Linked DNA regions of Homo sapiens: region 1 is linked to region 2. A link is a loop called in an ENCODE intact Hi-C map of the cell type or tissue named here. Cell type or tissue: B cell. All regions are shown on one strand. Each heading gives the region's core, and the rest is flanking DNA. Links, peaks and the distances in the headings are about the cores only.

What was found. Peaks named below come from ENCODE experiments on the same cell type or tissue, not always from the same donor. Only the 100,000 strongest peaks of a DNase experiment are listed, where the experiment ranks them.
Region 1: it touches region 2 in a loop (21-fold over the local background); 33 of 110 quality-filtered maps call a loop at or near these places.

What each region holds. Positions count from the first base shown.
Region 1 is chr2:143,105,900-143,115,567 of GRCh38, reverse strand. No RefSeq gene overlaps it. Among named protein-coding and RNA genes, the nearest start is that of ARHGAP15, 19 kb to the left of the region's middle. In B cell, for the core only: CTCF peaks have their summits at 4,324 and 4,523 (motif pointing left); a DNase peak (open chromatin) is centred at 4,527.
Region 2 is chr2:143,217,047-143,226,714 of GRCh38, reverse strand. The region is part of intron 4 of ARHGAP15 (Rho GTPase activating protein 15); the gene reads right to left. Among named protein-coding and RNA genes, the nearest start is that of ARHGAP15, 92 kb to the right of the region's middle. In B cell, for the core only: CTCF peaks have their summits at 3,897 and 4,098 (motif pointing right); a DNase peak (open chromatin) is centred at 4,114; H3K27ac peaks cover 1,949 bases.

The sequences.
Region 1 (9,668 bases), core at 542-8,541, 110 kb after region 2:
TGTTGAGAGTTTCTATCAGGAAAAGATGGTGAATTTTGTTGAATGTCTTTTCTTCATGAAAAAGTTATATTCTAAACTAAAGCATGCACATATACACACACAGGGGCCACATAGTTCCCAGAAACGGATTTTGAGTTATTTCAAGGTTTTATATTACAACTTATCACTAACGTGTTTCACACTGAAACACAACAGAAGCATTTCTATCTGGTTAGATTCAAACATAATGTTAGGACCTCTTTGAAAGAACATAATAATGAGGCTAAACTTTCTTTTTGTTCACCACTAGAAATGAGAATAATTAGGACATGGAGAAAATATAAATAGCAACCTAAATATAAATAGCATCCTGCTAGACTTGGCAAATGCAATGATATATTTTCATCTAATACAGTAGCAACAACAAAAATAAAGAAAAATAAATTAATGAGAATCTTAAAAAATCACATTTAAAACATGTATGGCCAAAAAAAATACCTAAAATGTTTCCTTAAAGCGATGTCTTTATGGGTTTGTCATGGGTCTTATACACTTTTGTGTCTTATGAACTGCCCAAGCTATGTCTGTTTGCTTTGCTCAGGAAGGACAGAGATAAGCAGAGTTTTTAAAAGATTACATGGAAGAATTATTTGTACCAATATTTTGGTCTACTAAAAAGGCCTGTGAAGACATAAAGTGGTACAATGTTGCAGAGATGCTAGTAAAAGCTGCTGTACCTTCTACATCCTGTTGGCAGTTAATTTTCCATGGGTCTCTTGCATTTCTGGTCATTTATGGGCTAGAGGCCATAATGGCTTTCTCTGGAGTATCTCTTCAAGGACTTTGTATAGGAAACAGCCTTGGAACATATAGTGTCTTCCTCTGGAGCAAAGAAGAGACTTGTTCACTGCTGAGAATAATAGAGATCATGTCTATTTTTGGTGCAAAAATTGATTGGACAGGTTTTTCTTTATACATGATGGGGGTTTTGTAATTTCAGGTTTTCTCAGCTGTGACAGAAACCTCACTGTGTGAACATTTTCCACTTGAGCCCAGGTCCACATTGCTTCCCTGGGACCTGAGGGGCAAGGGAAATTGATAGGAACATGAAGCACATGCTGCCAGCTGTGCTGTGAGTAAAAGTCCTTTGTATCTGACCCAGGACTCTCCAGTCTTCTTCCACCATCTTTAAAACGTCAGCAGACTTCCTTGCTAGTTTGTACATAGAGCAAAATCCCAAACCCTTTGCAGTTATCAGTGCATTCAATTCTTCCAATTATGACTTTTCTCCTTTGTACTTTTCATCACTTCAATCACTGGTCATTTCATTCTTTCTTCCAAATCTTTATGCTATATTGTCTTATTTTTTATTCTTACTTTACTCGACCTGACCTCAACTTCAATATATGAATACAACACCCAATATAGGCCTTGCCACATAATCTATATATGTGGAATAAACCAATACATTTCAAAGTTTCTATCTCTAAAGAGAATTTCTTGCTGAGTTTATCATTGACAACTTAAATTAGATGTGCATAATGTTAGTTCAGTGTTGGGTTTCAATTGTTAATTTCCTTTTAAATTGTAGGATGTAGAATTGATTATAGCAATTTTATGAACTATATTTTTCAAGGGTTTTCCACACCATTTCCTTCTTTCTAGGGGATTTCTTTCTCTCTCTCTTCCTTTTGATGTACAGGGCCATTTAAGTCCTCTATGCATTTCTGGAAAACTAAAAACTCAAATCTAAGCCTGTTGAACCTCTTGTCACACAAGTATTTGAAAGAATGATACTTAAGGGAAATAGAAAATGACACTTTTCCCCTCATCTTTTGAAGACGAAATGATCCACCCCCCTTGAATTCTACCAAAGGAGATTCCTAGCTCATTTTCCTTAGCAAGAGCTTTAAAGTGTAAAAAACTCATCAAACATCTTTTCCTCTGAGACAATGTCATCTGAGTTCAAAGGATGTACACAGCTTTGCAAAACTGCTGTCTTGTTTCAATGATAAGGCCTTGGCTTTCATTTTATGTTTGATTCCAAGAAAATCAAATCTGTTTTTATGTACACTATGACTATAACTAAATCAGAAAATTAGAAGAAATAATCTATTTCTGTAGACAGCTGGGGGCAGGGGGAAAGTTTCCAGTTTAAAAAAAAATCTGATAATGATTCTTCAGCTGAGTTACATTTTTACTCTCTAAAATATGCTTGATTATGTAAACTGAAAACATGTATTTATCCTTCCATACAATAAAAAAAAATCTATTGTGGCTCTTGGGAAACAATACTATCTTCTTACTATGCTTAACTCATTGTAAAACCTTTATTGGCTCACTGGAAGATTGAGGGCAATGTTTCTATCTCAAAAATAAAAGAAAAGAAAGAAAAAGAAAAAAAAATGTAAGTTATAGTCAAAAATAGAGCTATTTAAGCGTATGGTATTTTTTGAACTTCAGTCCTAATTATTACTGATTAATTATATCGACATAATTATTTTACAGTAGTCATGTTTGTTTATTCTACAAATATATCTTGAGCATTTACAACATATTAGGCATTCTCTCCTTTGTGTGTTGCTCTGTCCCCACTCTATCTCTTCTTTCAGTTATTAAATATGCCAAGCTCTTCCCTCCTGGAGGACATTGCTCTAGCTGTCTACTTTGCTACGGAGACTCTGCACCCCATCCTCATGCCCAGCTCCCACATTTTCCATAGCTAGTTTCTGCAAATTTCAGCTTGAAATTCTGACTGACTGTTCAACTTATTTATATAATGTCACATCTTGTTCCACATTTTCTATCTTGTCTCTCTGTTTCTTTTTCATGGTACTAAATTTTTTATTTATTTTTCTATTTATTCATTTCATTTCCTCTTCAAGAATGTGCATCCCCATTAGATCAAGTAGGTTTTTTGTATTGTCTACAATATGTATCTCCAGTATCTTCTTTAGTGCCTGGCATGTAGTAAATGCCTAATAAATAATAACTGAATTAACTGCATTTTTGGAATGCTCAAATTAGCATTACTTATAAACTGAGTTAGAAACATTACAGCTGTAAAAAGCTTTGCAAAATCTTAGCTCAATTCATTTCAATAAACACTTATGGGTATCTAGTTTTAGCGCACTTATATGTTTAAGACAATCATATAAAGATGATTGATATTTATTCTCTGTATTAGTTAGGATTGTATTCAGTTACTTACAAAAGAAAATGCAATATATCAGTGGCTTAGACACATAGGGTTTATTTTTCTTACATAATGAATCTAAAACTAGTTCGTTGCTGGCACTGATTCAGTGCCTTAGAATAGCAAGGGTCCAGGTGTTTGTGACTCTTTATCTTTGCCCTCATGATGCCAAGACAGCTGCCTTAGCTCCTGCCTTCATGTCTGAGTTCCTTGGGGGCATAAAAGGCAAATGAGCAAAACAACACTCTCTTAGTTGTTTCACTTAATAATTTTACTTTTATGTTACAGACCACTATAGGCCAGGAAAACAAAGTTCATAAATGTGGTCTTTTAAAAGCTGGGCACACTGACAGCCAAAAAGAAAATTGGGATTCCATAACATAGAAGAGCAAAATGGTTAATGGATAAGCCACTGTTTCTGGACTCCAAAATGAAAGCTTAGGTAAATTTTATATTATTAAGTTGTATTAATTTTAGGTGACCAGTATGATTTTTTTTTCTTTACAGATCACAAAATCTAGGACGATACAAAATCTAGTGAGATACTCTACCTTCAACTATAAACAAGTAAAACCTACATTATTAATGAAAAAATAGCTCTGTATGTCTAGAGTTTACATAAAAGTGTATATATAAGCATATATATATATAAGCATATATATATATATATATATATATGGATGCATGTGTATACAAAAGCACACATCAATGAGTTAAAAGAAGGTGAAATCCTGTGGTTAAGCCAAGGTCCAGTTTAAAATCATGTCATTCCTAAGTGCTCATTCTTTATTCTTAAATCAAAGTAGAGCCATCAAAAATTCGTCATACTATCTGTGTTAACAAATACCATTTTGGTGGATGGATTGTGGCTACTTTTATTATTTCACTTAATTTAGGGAGACACTTCTTGAAATATTGGCTGATACAAAGCAATGTCACAGAGTAAGAAAATGTTGCCAATACTGATAGCATTATCAATGCTGAGCCCTTCTCCAGTTTGTAGAATTAATCATAGGCATCATTCACAATTAGTAGACATTTGGCTGTCCAAACAAACTTGCTGTCTCTTCCACATCTTATTATGCAAACTTTCCTATTTGGTTTTACTGATCGGTGTCTCCATCTCCTCTCTCTCTTGTTTTATTTATTTGTATAGTACAATCCCTCTAAAAGAAGATAAATGAGACCCAAATAATAAAAAAGAATCATGCAAAACCTAAGACTGTATTATTGCAAGGTTAATGAATGAAATCACAAGGGCTATCCTGTCATCTAGCCAGCTGGAAGTTCTGGGAGATCCATCCACCCAAAGAATCCAAATTGGCGTCAGTTTCATCTGTGGTTTGGCGCCATCTTGTGGCACTTGTTTACATTAGCTTAATTAGAGATGGGGACCATGCTGCCTTTCGTGGCCACCTGGTACTTCCTGTAGGGAGGTTGTAAATTCAGAAATCTCACAGTTACATGGCTCTATAGTTAGTTGGAGACTCGGTTACTTCGATCAGCCATATATGAAGAGATTTGGGCAGAAAAAAATACTGGAAATGTAGAACACACTGTCTCCTGAGTCATGCTTCCTGTGGTTGAGTTAGCCCACTTCATGACAAAAGATTGAATAGTAGAGAACTAATGCCATTCTTTTTATATCTGAGTTTCACTTATTGCAATATTTACTATATTTAAAATGCATTTACCATTTTCTTGTGTACAGCTTACTTGAGATTATGTTTCAGATAATTTACTTCTTTCATTTAGCCCCAAAGGCAATGAACAGATCCAACAGATAAGGGTGATATACAAAATATTTAAGTACTGGTAAGGCATAGGCAATGACTGATCATTAAGAGACATTGCCCATAAACAACAACTATAGCCTTGTACCCATCCGGCTTGGTGCCAGTCCCACCAGCAGGCTATGCTGCAGATTTAGACTGGCAAAACAATAGAAGGCCAGCAGCTTGCTCTACAAGCTCCCTTCTTATATTACAATGCTCCTTGAGTTAAGGAGACTCTGATATGAATGGTCCCAGGACATTAGCAAATAAAGTCATGATGAAAAGTTGACATTGAGAGACTTCAAATTTTATAAAGAGTTACAGAAAACTAAATAATATCTGGATTTTCTTTCCTTTTCCATTTCTGTACCTAATTTAATTAACTAGTGTTGTGAGATTTGTGCCATCTCTCTTTTTTTTCCAATGGTATTATAAACTAAGAAGGCTTTTTGCTGACCCACTTGACAACAGAATTGCCACTTTGCACCTTCCAGGTTTCCAACTATCGCACTACAAATTGGATCTTTAAAATGCGAATTTGGTGACCTCACTGATTTCAGAAGTAGGGGACCATTTCAGCCCTACTGAAGAATTAGTACTATTGGCCATTCACATGTTTATATGAATGACCTTAGGTTGCTTTTTCTCTAACATAAAACTGACACAAGTGGAGCCCCTGCCTTGAGATGAGACCTACATATTTTAGGCCTTGCTCTGGTTTCTCTTTCAGTCATTCTCCTTCCTATAGGGTAAGGAGTCCTCAGGGCCAGGGACATGTGCCTAGCTGAAATCCATGTCTCTGTACCCCTAAACACCTAAAGGTACTGAAGATTTGGAAATTTCCTGCCCAAAGAGCCTTGAGCCTGTTCTCAGATCTTAGTAAAATTCTTTCCTTTACTGCAAGGCTCTGTGTACCACTAGGTCTCAGGTTTGACTATGCGAGAGCTGTTTCGGAGGGGAAGGGGTGGACATACATGTCAGTGAATCCCTTGAGCTGTGGGATGGAGCCCAAGGTGGGAAATAAACCAGGACTCAAACTGAGAACCAGGGGCAAGGGGCTCTGTTCTCCTGCACCCGCATTTCAGGGTGGACTCTAAAAAGCATAAGAATTTTAACTTTGAATCTAGTTTTCCAGGTCATTATAAGGGAATGTATGTCATGGTGGGAAGAGAGAACCATGTTTTATTTAATAGTTTATTAATAATTTGTTTTACAACTTTTAATTATTTGGTAATATGATATATGGGTCTCTATTTTTACTCCTGCTCTGGGCTCTGCAACCGTTCAAAGTGGATTTAGGAGGTGAGTGGGGAAAAGAAGCATTATTTTCCTAGGTCTGTAATACCAGATATCATCTCGTTCATTTGGACACAGAAGGGCAATCGAACTTTGATATATTTTCATACAGTTTTTCATCTTCCTCCATGCTTGTCTATAGACCACATCAAATGCTGCCAACTACTACTTCTAAGTTCCTGATCTTTTTTTAAAGAAAAAAGCTCAAGAGAGAGAAGTTGGCAAATGGAAATTAGAATCAAAGTAAATTAAGACATATAATCTGAAATTAATCAATCAACGTGATGAATCTTGACCAAATTAAATTCAAATGTAAAATCTACCAAACAAAGCTCTCCTCAATTCAAGCAAGAATCTAAAACTTGACGAAGGACAGGATGGAAAGGAAATAACATAAAACATAAATATATCTTCTGAAAATAACTAATAGTCAAGGTTATATGCATATGGTTTTGTTATGCTATGTTAAAAAAGAATTTTTTCTTAAGTTATAGACTCATCTTGAAGATTCAAAAACCTTGGTGGTTTCTTAAATAGTTTGTTAAGCATGTAGAAGTTGACGGGGTGCATAGATTGAGTACTCAGATAATCTCATGTCTCCTCTAGAGCCCAAATGAAGTAGGACATCTGAGTGTTAAAACAGCATTAAAATGTAAACAAGCAAAATTTTGGAGTTTAAACAGAGTTTTAGCATGAAGATTGTAATTTATGCAATTAAGAGAAATTTCCCCACATTATGGGGGGCTTCATTCATAGTGGGCTATGATACAATACAGCAGAAATATTGAATGATGCTATTGGATTTGAAACTGATATTTACAGGACTTTCTATCTTTAGAAAATTTAATATTAGTAAAAAGTATATAATTTTATAGTATATATATAATTAATTTCATTCTATATAATTTCATTCTTAAAAAAGTTATTGACCTATTTGGAGTCTCAATATGCTTTATTATATGAGCAAGGAAAATTTCCATTAAAAGGAGTTTTTCTATAATTTTAAATGGGAGCCATTTTAAAGTTCATGTTATCCATTGTAACTCTTCATAAATATTACATCTTATGTTGTAACTTTGCGTGCTCCGAATTATACTAAGTGTGCTTTCATGTTTTAATTTGTTCTATTTACTTTGTATTTCATGCCACCGTATATTGAGATCTTGGAAAATTTTTAATGCCACATTTGTAGAAATACAATGTCTTACTCAACAAATGAAAATGCTGTATGTGTAAAGCAGCCACCACCAAATATGTCAGCTATATTAAATGAAATTTTAAATGCGGGATCTGTGTTTTACTTTTAGCCTTTGCATATTGTTGGATTCATTACTTAAAACTGAATATGAAGACAAAGAGAACTTTGAAATGCATACCTTAGAGTATTAACAAGTACTCAGCGCTTAATGTAAATGTCAGAAAAAAGAAAAAGATCTGATGAACCCTCTATTAGTGAAATACTGAATTGTTGCTGAATAGAATTATAAATTCCACTGAGATAATGCTTCAACCTGAAACAAGATAATTGTGGTGCCATTTACTTGTGATGTGAATCTTGGCTCAATATTTATAAAATGTTGCTCTAGAAGTAATTTAGGAAGGTGGGACAACGATGTAACTGTCCAGTTCACTCTTATGCCTTAATGTCCTAGATTAGAAATTGTCCAGGAAATAATATGTTCTAACCATTGGAGTCTTTTCCCCCCCAGCAAATTATAGCACCATAAGTTTCCATTTCCCCCAATGTCTTTTCTGCTATAATCATGGCTTCAGGATTATTGTGACTTCAAAGCCTTAAAACTGCAATTGAATGAGGCAGTTTATCTGTCATTATTCAAATATGAAGCAATTATGATGAAATAAAGATAAAATTCCATTGAGAAATACTCCAATCAATTTTCACTTATATTTAACTAGAAACATAAAATGATGCTTAGAAGAGTAAGTTTAGGTAATAAAATTGAAGAATAAAAAAGCATGAATTACTGATATATAACTGAGACATTTGTGAAGGTTGCAGGGCATGTAAATAAAATGTGTCACCAATATTGAGTGAAAGTTTGTTGTATGACAAAAACAAAACAGAAGCCAAAAACAAACAAACAAAATAACATTATTGCTTAACTGGTCAAAACAATGCTGAAATCTACCTTACCCGTCAGAAGTCTCCCTTAGAATATTTATGTTAATACTTGCATTTCACCTGCTCAATATAAAATTCAATAAACTCATGTGATTTTTGTGGTTTTTGTAGAAAGACACAGTGACAGACACATGCCACAAAATCAAAATTTATATTCTGACTGAGCATTTTACATTCCCTCACTTGTACCAACTGCATTGTTTTATAACTCTTTCTCTATTATCTTTAATATTTCATTTTTTAATCTAAATTTCAGTATCCCACTTGTTTAAATTAATCAAATTGACCCAAAAGGCCATCCAATAGAATGCTTGGCTGTGTTCTAAAAAGAGCTAGAAATAGAAGATAAGTTAAATATATAGCATTATGTCATATAATAATTTTATAAATATGTTTTTCATTAACTATTCCTCCATTCATTTAGCACAATTTTATTTAAAACATTTCCACATTAATCTTATTAAGTTCTCATTCTGTTCAAACTCATATAAGCATAATGTTCTGCTTTTAGTTAGCATGATTTATTATTTTCTTATTTTTTGCTTTATAAATTTAATTTCTAATATAGGACAGACCTATTAAAAACTTGTGTTTCAGCTATCTGAAGTCTCCTACATTAAATGAATAATAAATATGATGAGTGAATTTAATAGTACAAAAGAACAAACATTCTATGAATGCCTACTATGTTTCAGACTTCTTTCCCAAACTCAGGATGTGGGGATCAATATGATGATTAGGATGAAAACAGAGAAGTACACTGTTGCAATGGAGACACAAATAAGGGAGTCGTTAATTTTGCCATGAGAATATTTAGATAGTTCATAAGACCTTGTTATAGATTAGGCTTGTACTCATCAACAAAGCTTTCATTAGCAAGTGAAGACTTAGCTGAGGCTTGAAGGATGAGTAGAAAGTAACCAGTAAATAAGGCATTAGAAATGTTTTCTCAGCAGAGCATGGCTCATGCAACAAAGCAAGAGAAAACAGGGTGAATTGTAGCTGACTAGCAGTTTGAAGGAAGAGGTGAGTGGTGAAATATGAGGCTTGAAAGGGAATCAGAGCCAGATAAGAATTAATACTTTGTCCCCAAATTTCTAGACATAGTGACATTTTTTAAAAGGGATCAATCAGAACATATTTGCCTTTTAGAAGATACTATTGCCTGCAATGTGGAGAACTCAAAGGTTATGACCCAAGACAGAGAAATATATGAGGTGCATTTTTATTAATCCAAAGTAAAAAAAAAGATAGTGACTGAACTATGATCCTAACAATG
Region 2 (9,668 bases), core at 964-8,963:
TGAAGAGTATCAATTTTTCAATTAAATAATGAAAAGATGAAAAAACAAAACCCAGAAAGAAAACCACACAGACGTTTCCTTCTGCCCTAGTGCCCATTTTGCCTTTTAGGTACCAGCAGCAGCAGAGTGAATTGAAGCAGCAATAGCCTTCTCTTCATTCAGGTCATAATAATAGATTACTCCAAACAGGAAAAAGAGAAAGATTATTAGAAGTCTAGTCTGGGCATCTTTTAACACCACCCTTATTTTGACCATACGTGGTCAGGGAGTACAGAACACCCTCACACACGAAGAATCCATATTTAACCTACCTATTATATTTCCCACTATACATTTCATATTCTCACAAGGAGACACTATACCTTATTTGCATCCTATCTATAGTAAGTCCTGGATAAATGGCTCTGATTTGGATCTGTTTCAGATGTTGATCATTTATAGAACTTGCTGGCAAAAACTCTCCCCATCCTTAAACTTGGAAATGGAACTGGTTAGAGCTGAAGTTGCATGAAACGCAATTATCTCATTGTTCTTTATAAGGACTTTGAACTGCTGTGAACTGTGTGCCTGTTAGGTGAATTGGATGAAAAAACTGAAGAGGGTAAGAACTGCAGGTCTCAAAACCTTAGCAACATGACTTGCTCTGACGCCTTATGTACGGTGCTACTTTGTTTTGAATTTATAAACTATAAACACTGTCTATCTTCTCTGAATAAAAGTGAAAGCTTTTCCATGGGCTCAGTGTTATTGCTTGAAAAGAATTTCATTTCAAAACGAAGAATAATAATGCTGCTGACAACCTTTTAGATGTCCTCTTTCATCTCGATTTTTTCCCATGATTCTTTTAAAATAATAATTAGCATAAATTATTTAGAATACCTAGCGTAAACCTGATCATCTAGTTTATGCTTAGCTTCATACACAAAAATGATGAAAGTACTAACATCTCTATTTACTAATATGAAAAATGAGGCTCAAAGGGTAACTTAAGGCCTTACACTTAGATTTAAAGTTAAACCCAGTTTCTCTAGCTCCAAAACCTATAATCTGTTCGTTACTTTATGCTGTCTGGTTTTTGTTTTGTTTTGTTTTGTTTTGTTTTGTTTTTTGAGACGGAGTCTCGCTCTGTCGCCCAGGCTGGACTGGAGTGCAGTGGCGCAATCTCCGCTCACTGAAATCTCCGCCTCCTGGGTTCATGCCATTCTCCTGCCTCAGCCTCCCCAGTAGCTGGGACTACAGGCGCCCACCAACACGCCCGGCTAATTTTTTGTACTTTTAATAGAGATGGGGTTTCACCGTGTTAGCCAGGATGGTCTCGATCTCCTGACTTCGTGATCCGCCTGCCTCGGCCTCCCAAAGTGCTGGGATTACAGGAGTGAGCCACCGCGCCCGGCCGCTGTTTTTTTTTAAATCCAAATTTTTTTAATTTACTTTTTAGGGCCTCAATACATATTTTTTTGAATAACTGAAAGACATGAGTTTACACCTATCTGCCAGTGAAAAACAGAATTGGGTACAGAATTTGCAAAGCCCAGTGCGGAATAAAAATGCACCATTCCGTGTCCAAAAATTATGAAGTATTTTAAGACAGTAACAATCTAGCATTAAATCAAGGGCAGAGTCCTTCTGAGCATGGGGCCCTGGACGCACACCGGTGAAGCCAGCCCTAACTACATTATGACTTTACAACAATGGCCAAAGAATAATTTCTTTTTTATATACTGTTCAACTCCCACTTATGAGTGAGAACATGCGGTGTTTGGTTTTCTGTCCTTGGGTTAGGTTGCTGAGAATGATGGTATCCAGCTTCATCCATGTCCCTGCAAAGGACATGAACTCATCCTTTTTTTATGGCTGCCATGTCTGACCCATTGTGTTGCCCATAGTTCTTAGCATATCAGGGGAATAGCTTTCTCACCCAATTACTTTAACATAGTGACTCTCTCGTAAGGCATTGTCAGCTCTGGAGTGTGCAAAGGATCACTTGGCAAGGTTTTACCTTGACTTAAGGATTTGATATTTTCTATACGCAACCAAATCACTATATATGACCCTTATTCAATATATTAGGTGACATTTCAGGAAGTGGGCAACTCATACAAGCTTAAAAGCCTTAGCCAGGATAGGTGTGTCCAGCAGTTTCTGAGGAAACTTTGCAAATAGACTATTTTCTAGGATAAACACAGTTTTTGCACTAGGAAGTCCCTCTATGCCCCAAGCTCCCACAAAGAAATAGAAACCACCTCTCTCCTCTTAAGAGCATTTCCAGTACTGGGCATACTGTTTGACATTTAGTAGGTGATTATTAAAGATTTTTTGAGTAAAAGAGTATATGGCCTTTCAAATTTCAGAAAAAATCGAGATTTTTTCTGCTTTATGTTTGCTGTTCGTCATTAACAAGGACTGAAAAATTTCTTTTCCTTTCTCTGTTCCTTAGTTTCCTAGTAGTTATTAAGGTATTCTTAGCATTATTTTTTCTTAACTATCGAACACTTCTGATATAGGATATTTTTTCCTAATTTATGCTTCTAGTGTCCAATACCTGAGCTTTCTCCAGAGGGCTTCCCACGCTGAGCTTGCACTGGCTTCTGCTCTGTTCCAGGTATGCCACCTGGCATTTTATATGCACTATGTGATTTAATTACTAAGCTGGTCACATGTCTCCATTAAACATTTACCACGTGCCAAACACAATTCTAAGGGCTGAAAAGAGATGGAAAATAAGACATTCCTCAAAAACTGTACTTCTAACTACAAGAAGATGGACAATAAACATGGAAACCAAGTCTTCTGAATGAGCCTAGGATACTCCCATATTACAGAAGAGAAAACTGAAGCCCAGTAAGGTTGCATCCTAACCAAGGGAAAACAAGCCATAGAGATGGGATTCAGGCCCCTGCTCACTCCAGTGTCTCCATGGTCTCTCAGCAGGTGGCATGCAGCTCTCTCTGTAGTCACTCTGAGCATGCCAGTTGAGAGCCTCATGAGAGGAGCTAAGAGGGGGAGATAAGGAACACTTGTCAGGGAAGTACTAGAATCTCTTTCTCTTTGGAGCAAAGCCATGTCTTAGCCTGACCTGGGCCATCCTGCAATGCTGAACTGCGAGCCCTTTATCCCTGTCTTCCACCCCTATCATGATGGTCAGCAGGCAAATTCACCCACTGACCAATCAGTGCCTCCACATTTCATCATAACTTTGAGAGAATAGTTTTCTATTTTTTCCACAGAGAGACAAAAATTAAGGTGTTGGATAGACTAAAGGGGTAACTAAGACACACAGTTCAGGAAATATCTAACTTTAGTAAGACAGTCCAAAGTGCCAAGAGTAAGGGAGACAGCCATCAGTTTCCACAGGAATTTACAGGTAACAATCAGGTAAGGGTTTGATCCTAGTGATTCCATGCAGGAGACAAATCCTAGGGCAAGAAATGCCAAGTGTTGGGCCAGGTGCGGTGGCTCACACCTATAATCCCAGCACTTTGGGAGGCTGAGGCAGGTTGATCACTTGAGGTCAGGAGTTTGAGACCAACTTGGTCAACATGGCGAAACCCAGTATACTAAAAACAGAAAATTAGATGGGCATGGTGGTGGGTGTCTGTAATCCCAGCTACTTGGGAGGCTGAGGCAGGAGAATCAATTGAACTAGAGAGGCAGAGGCTGCAGTGAGCCAAGTTCGCGCCACTGCACTCCAGCCTGGGTGACAGAGCGAGACTCAGTCTCAAAACAGAACAAAACAAAAAAAGAAATGCAGGTATTTATCTTATCTTTTGACATACAAAACAAATTACATCTAAGGGGAAAAGGGGTGCTAACTACAATTGGGAAGTAGGGAGAACTAAATTTCTATGAGGGCATTTATGTACCATTTATGCAATTGGTGGGACATTTTATCCAAGTGAAACACTTCATAAAACTTCCCTAAAGCAAATCCTGAATTGTGAAGTTGGAAAAATGCAAAAAAAACTAGCAGACAAATAGAAGTACAAAAACAAAATCAAAGCCCAAACAACAACAACAACAACAAAACACCCCCAAAACAAAAACAAAAACAAAAACTCAACAAAGCCATCAGCTTGGCATTCTACAAAATGGACACCGGATGGCAGCACATAATAACAGCAACTTTGATTGTAACAGCTTATCTGGAAAATGCTTGATGAAAAATGGCTCTTAAAATATTCATTACCGTTATAAGAATCTGTTAGCTTAAACTCCGGGTTTAACACATTCATTTGCTCTAAACACCAAAAGCTTTATATCCTACGCTTACCTTTCTTTTGCCTTCTTTAGGTAATGACAGAGTGGCAAACCAAAAAGTCAGAAGAAAATATATGTGAGGTTCCTTGACAAATTTCAGGTTCTCTTATTTGGTCCATCTGCCTTTGTTACCTAACTTGGTCATGCTGGATTTGACTTGATTCCACACCAGTGATGGGAGTGAAAGTAATTTATTCTAATGTCCCTGATTGATTTACCGCAAAATCACTCAGACACTGTTAAACGTACAGACTCATTCTCAAACTGGTTGGTCTAGGAACTTACTTCTTCTGTCTCATATTCTAAGCATCTTGTAATTTATGACTGCTAAAAGGTGGGTCAAAAAGACACTGAGGTGTAAAAATACCCATCTCTGTCAGTATTGCAAGAAAATGAAGAAAGATTCAGCCTGGAAGAATTTATTGCGATACTGAGCAGAAACTACTAAAGAAAAAATATGATGACGTTAGGCGCACACCTTAGTCTCACATTCCAAAGAAAGTCCATTCTGAATAACAACTGTTAAAACAAACAAACAAAAACCCAACCGAAGGCCTAGTAGCTATGGGCCCTAGGATGAAAGCAGGCACTAGTAGACGTAACCACTGCACAATCTTTTTTCTGCATTTCTTTTCGTAGCCATCTTCTGGCCATATTTTCACCCCCAAGTATATCTTTCTATGTCCATCTAAGGAGAGAAGAATGTGACTCTATATTGTGGTAAGATACGCAGAGCCACACAGGAGCTGATGACGGGAAGACCTAGATGCCGAGGGAGAAGAAAGTTTGTGGTGCTGAGACTTCATAAACATACTGTCAGGTGTATTTTGTAAATGTAAGCATTGAAAATAACTTTTTACTAAGGTGTCATAGAGTTTCAGAGAAGCCAGGGTTACTTACAGGTTTGGGGACGGAATTCCCCAAATGAAGAAATTCCTATGGTTCATCAGATAAGCTAAGGCATAGTTTCAGTGTTCACAATTAAAAATTAAAGTGAATGCTGAATGTATTCTGTTTTCAAGCCTGTCAGTGTATTGTTGGGGAAATGTGTATAACCTCATTTCAAAATAAGGCTAAAGGTATGGCCTCTTATGAATGTCAAATATAGCCAATAATTTATCTTTCCTTTTACCATCTCCTGCTTATATTCAGAGATAAGTTAAATTTTCTTTGAGAGAAAGAGAAAATACATTAAAGAGACAAATAAAGACACATAAAAAAGAAGAGAAAGAAGGAAAATAAGAAGACAATACAAGGTATGATGATCTATTATGGATTTATAAGTAGAAAACTTGATAGAAATTAATAAAATAATACTTATTAAGTGACAATTGAAGTACCTGGTACTGTTGATGGCATGAAATAAGAGGACCATTTTTGCTCACTAGTCTCAAATAGCTTAAAGCAAGAGAGATAAAGCAAACGTGTTTCAAGCAGAGGTCAGGGCTAAATTCTGTGATACTAACTATATATAAAATAAGATTTGGGAGAAATAAGAGGTTAATACTGTTGACTGAGTTTCTCCATTTATACAATAGGAAGCAATAATAGAGTCTATATTGTAGTATCATTTAAGTATTACTGATAAAGAATTCAGCCAAGTGCTTGACAGAGTAAGCATCTATTAATATTGCTTATTAATTCATTAAAATTTATAAAAGATACAAAGGTCCTTGATAAATGAAATGAAGGCTATCAAATTTTATATAAGAAGCATAAATTATAGTATGTTATATTATTTATTAGTTACTAAACTATCAATGGGATAAAAACTACATAATTTTTCAAGGTTATGACTAAACTGACCATTTTTGTTGCTAGTGATAAAAGCATATACACTCCTTGGGTAAGCAATATGGCAGTGCATACTAAGATTCATTTAAAATGGTCGTGTGATTTGATCAAGTAATGCAGGCTTAGCATTTGTCTTTAGAAAATATAAAAGAAGGCTGGGTGCTATTGCTCACGCCTGTAATCCCAATACGTTGTGAGGCCAAGGTGAGTGGATCTCTTGAGCCCAGGGGTTCCAAACCATTCTGAGCAACATGGCGAGACCCAGGTCTCTACTAAAAATACAAAATAATAGCTGGGCCTGGTGGTGTGTACCTGTGGTCCCAGCTACTCATTTATCCCCGCATAAGGTGGGTGGATGGATGGGGGTGGAGGAGGCTGGCATCACTGCACTCCAGCCTGGGTGACAGAGTGAGATCCTGTCTCAAAAAACAGACAAAAATATAAAAGAAAAATTGACAAGCAACAGGAGAAATATTGCAATGATAACTTCTAATACAAATAATTTAATATAAATATAAAACCAGACTCAACTTAAAAATCAAGTAAAAAAAGAGGTAGGGATGATTTGGCATATTATAGCCTATCAACATAATGGGATTATCATGTTCTTAAACATGGTGATTACATATACAATGTTCAATTTGTATTTACAATAAAAACAAAACAAGCCCCATAAACTTGGAGGGGATATGTACAACATGTAAAATTGACAAAGCATTATTATCCCAAATATATTATGAGTTTCCTCAAATTATTGAATAAAAAAGCAGGAAACTCAATAGAAAATAGTCAAAGTTTATGAATAGACTCAGAATGCAGAATCTGAATGTCTCTAAACAGATAAAGTGATCCTCAGCTTCAATACTTATCAGTGAAACACAAATAAAAGCAACATTAAGGTAATGTTCTATGGATAATTAGATTGGATGATGCTACGTGCTGATAAAACTGTGGAAAGTAGAATCCCTTCTGTATTGCACATTGAACTGGTGTGAATTGGTGCACTCATTCAGGAGAAAGTGTGACAACAGTAGTCAGTAGATTTACAAATGTATGTGACTTACCACTGAGCAATCCTGTACTCCTGGAAATATTCCCCTGAGAAAATTCCTAACAGGTTCAAAGGAAACATATATGTGCGATTTATTGAAATGTTGTTTGGAATGAAAGGAGTTAGAGGCAACTTAGATGTCCACAGCTGGGAGACTGGATAAGTAACAATTCATATACAGTCATGCTTCACTTAATGATGAGGATATATTCTGAGAAGTGTGTCGTTAGGTGATTGTGTCACTGTGCAAACATCACAGAGTGTACTTATACAAATCTACATGGTAAAGCCTACCACACGCTAGGCTATATGGCATAGCCTATTGCTCCTAGGCTACAAACCTGTACAGCATGTTACTGTACTGAATACTGTAGGCAATTGTAACACAGTGGTAAGTATTTGTATATCTAAACACATCTAACCATAGAAAAGGTACAGTAGGCATCAGTTTTATAATCTTATGGGACCACAGCTGTATATGCTGTCCATCACTGATCAAAATGCCACCATGTGGCACATGACTACACATAAACGATGGCAAAGTGGCCAGCAATTGGAAGAAATGAACTAGATTTAAAGACGTTCATGCACTGCATAAAAACGTTTTAATCCACAATGGACGACATATAGATAGTAGTCCTATGAGACTGTAATGAAGCTGAAAAATTCCTATTGCCTAGCGACATGGTAGTCTTCATAACATCATAGCGCAATGCATTATCGTTTCCATGTTCAGGTATGTTTAGATACACAAATACCATTATGTTACAATCACCTACAGTATTCAGCACAGCAACATACTGTAAATGTTTGTAGCCTAGGAGCAATAGGCTATATCACATACCATCTAGGCTTGTGTAAGTATACTCTATGATGCTCACATGATGATTAAATCACCTAAGGATGCATCTCTCAGGACATATGCCCATCATTAAGAGACGCATGTCTCTATAGCACCATAGAAAGCTGCCCAAGAGCTAACATTGAATGAAAGTAGTAAGAAACATAATAAGGTTTATGATACAAAAATGTTTATGCTATATAGAACACATTCACACATACACAACTATACATTCTTTTTTGAATGCCACATATACAGCTAAATATAGATATATATGGAGAATGAGTTTGATAAACACACATTAAATACATTAAAATGAAGGTCTACAAGGGATTGAAGCAAGGATTGGAGACTGATAATAAAATAAAACCAGCTAGGGCTCTTGCCCAGAATGATAATAGCACAAGGCCACAAACCGAAGGATATAATCAGCTCAATTCTGTGCACCTGGGGTAACAACAACAGCAGCAACAAAAAAAAAAAAAAAAAAAAAAGGAAAACTAAAACATATAACTTTAAGTGGAAAAGGCTGAAAGAATGCATAATGGTATGCAAAGTGAAATAATAAAACAGAGTACAAACAAATGTTTATATTAATTTAACTGTAACACGGAAAACAGGAAAGTAACAGCAAATAAAACAAAAACACAATAGTATACAAATTGAATAAAACTACCTAAAAACATATTCATGTGAGTTGGCTGGGGGAAGGGACCTGTTCTTCTCTGCTTCCTCTTGACACTGCCTTCTGTATGTTATAAGGTTGGTTTACAGAGGGGTTATGGACAAGGATACTTTACAAAACCACACAGTAGAACCTCCTTCTGCTTTCTTGAAATTATTTCATTTAGGATCTCCCCTACTTCCTTGCATGAGGCTGGAGGGTGGAACTGACCAATGCTGTCACCTCTATTCTCCTACTCAGCTCTAGTGGAGGGCTGAACTGGCTAACTTAGATAATTTTGAAGAAACTCTTTATTCCACATGGCTGCTGAGGGAAGAAAGGGTCATGACTTACTCATCTTGGGGAGAGGCATCATTGTACCCTCCACACTCCTTCCTGAGTTGATAAGGTCATGATAAGGTTTAGGGGAAAGGAGAGCACTCGGGCTGGGCTACTCAAAGACTTCCTCCTGTTGTTCCTTCAGAACCCAATTCTCTAAGCCCAATTCACCACTGGGGAAGGGACTAGCCACATCTCTTAAAGCAACCTTGCATTTGATCTTGTCTCCTGTGCATCTCTCTCCTGAACTCTTCAAGGGAAGGTGGCTGCAGGGCCACTCCAGAAAAACAGTCCAGGCAAAGATTTAAGGCCTTGTTCACTATCCCAGAATAAGACACAATATGGAGAGAAAATAGAGCTTGTTATTTACAACTGAAATAGCTATTTTAAGTAGTGAAATTGTGGATGATTTCTCCACCCCCCTCCAAATTTTACTTTGTTTAAATAAATATATTAATTCATTATAACCATCAAACAAAAGCAGACTTTATTCTCTGGTGTTGACCCAGAGTGTCATTCTAGTAATGAATTGTATTATACAACTAACATGTGTCCCATTGTGTAGCTAATTAGTACATTTATCCTATTAATTTTAATTGTTAGTAATACATTTAAGAGTAAATGCCTTGTCTCTCAACTTGAGCATTTTCTACAAATTTGGTAACTTGCATATCACCCAGCACAAAGCTAAATATGTAACAGAACCAATACGAGAAATAGCA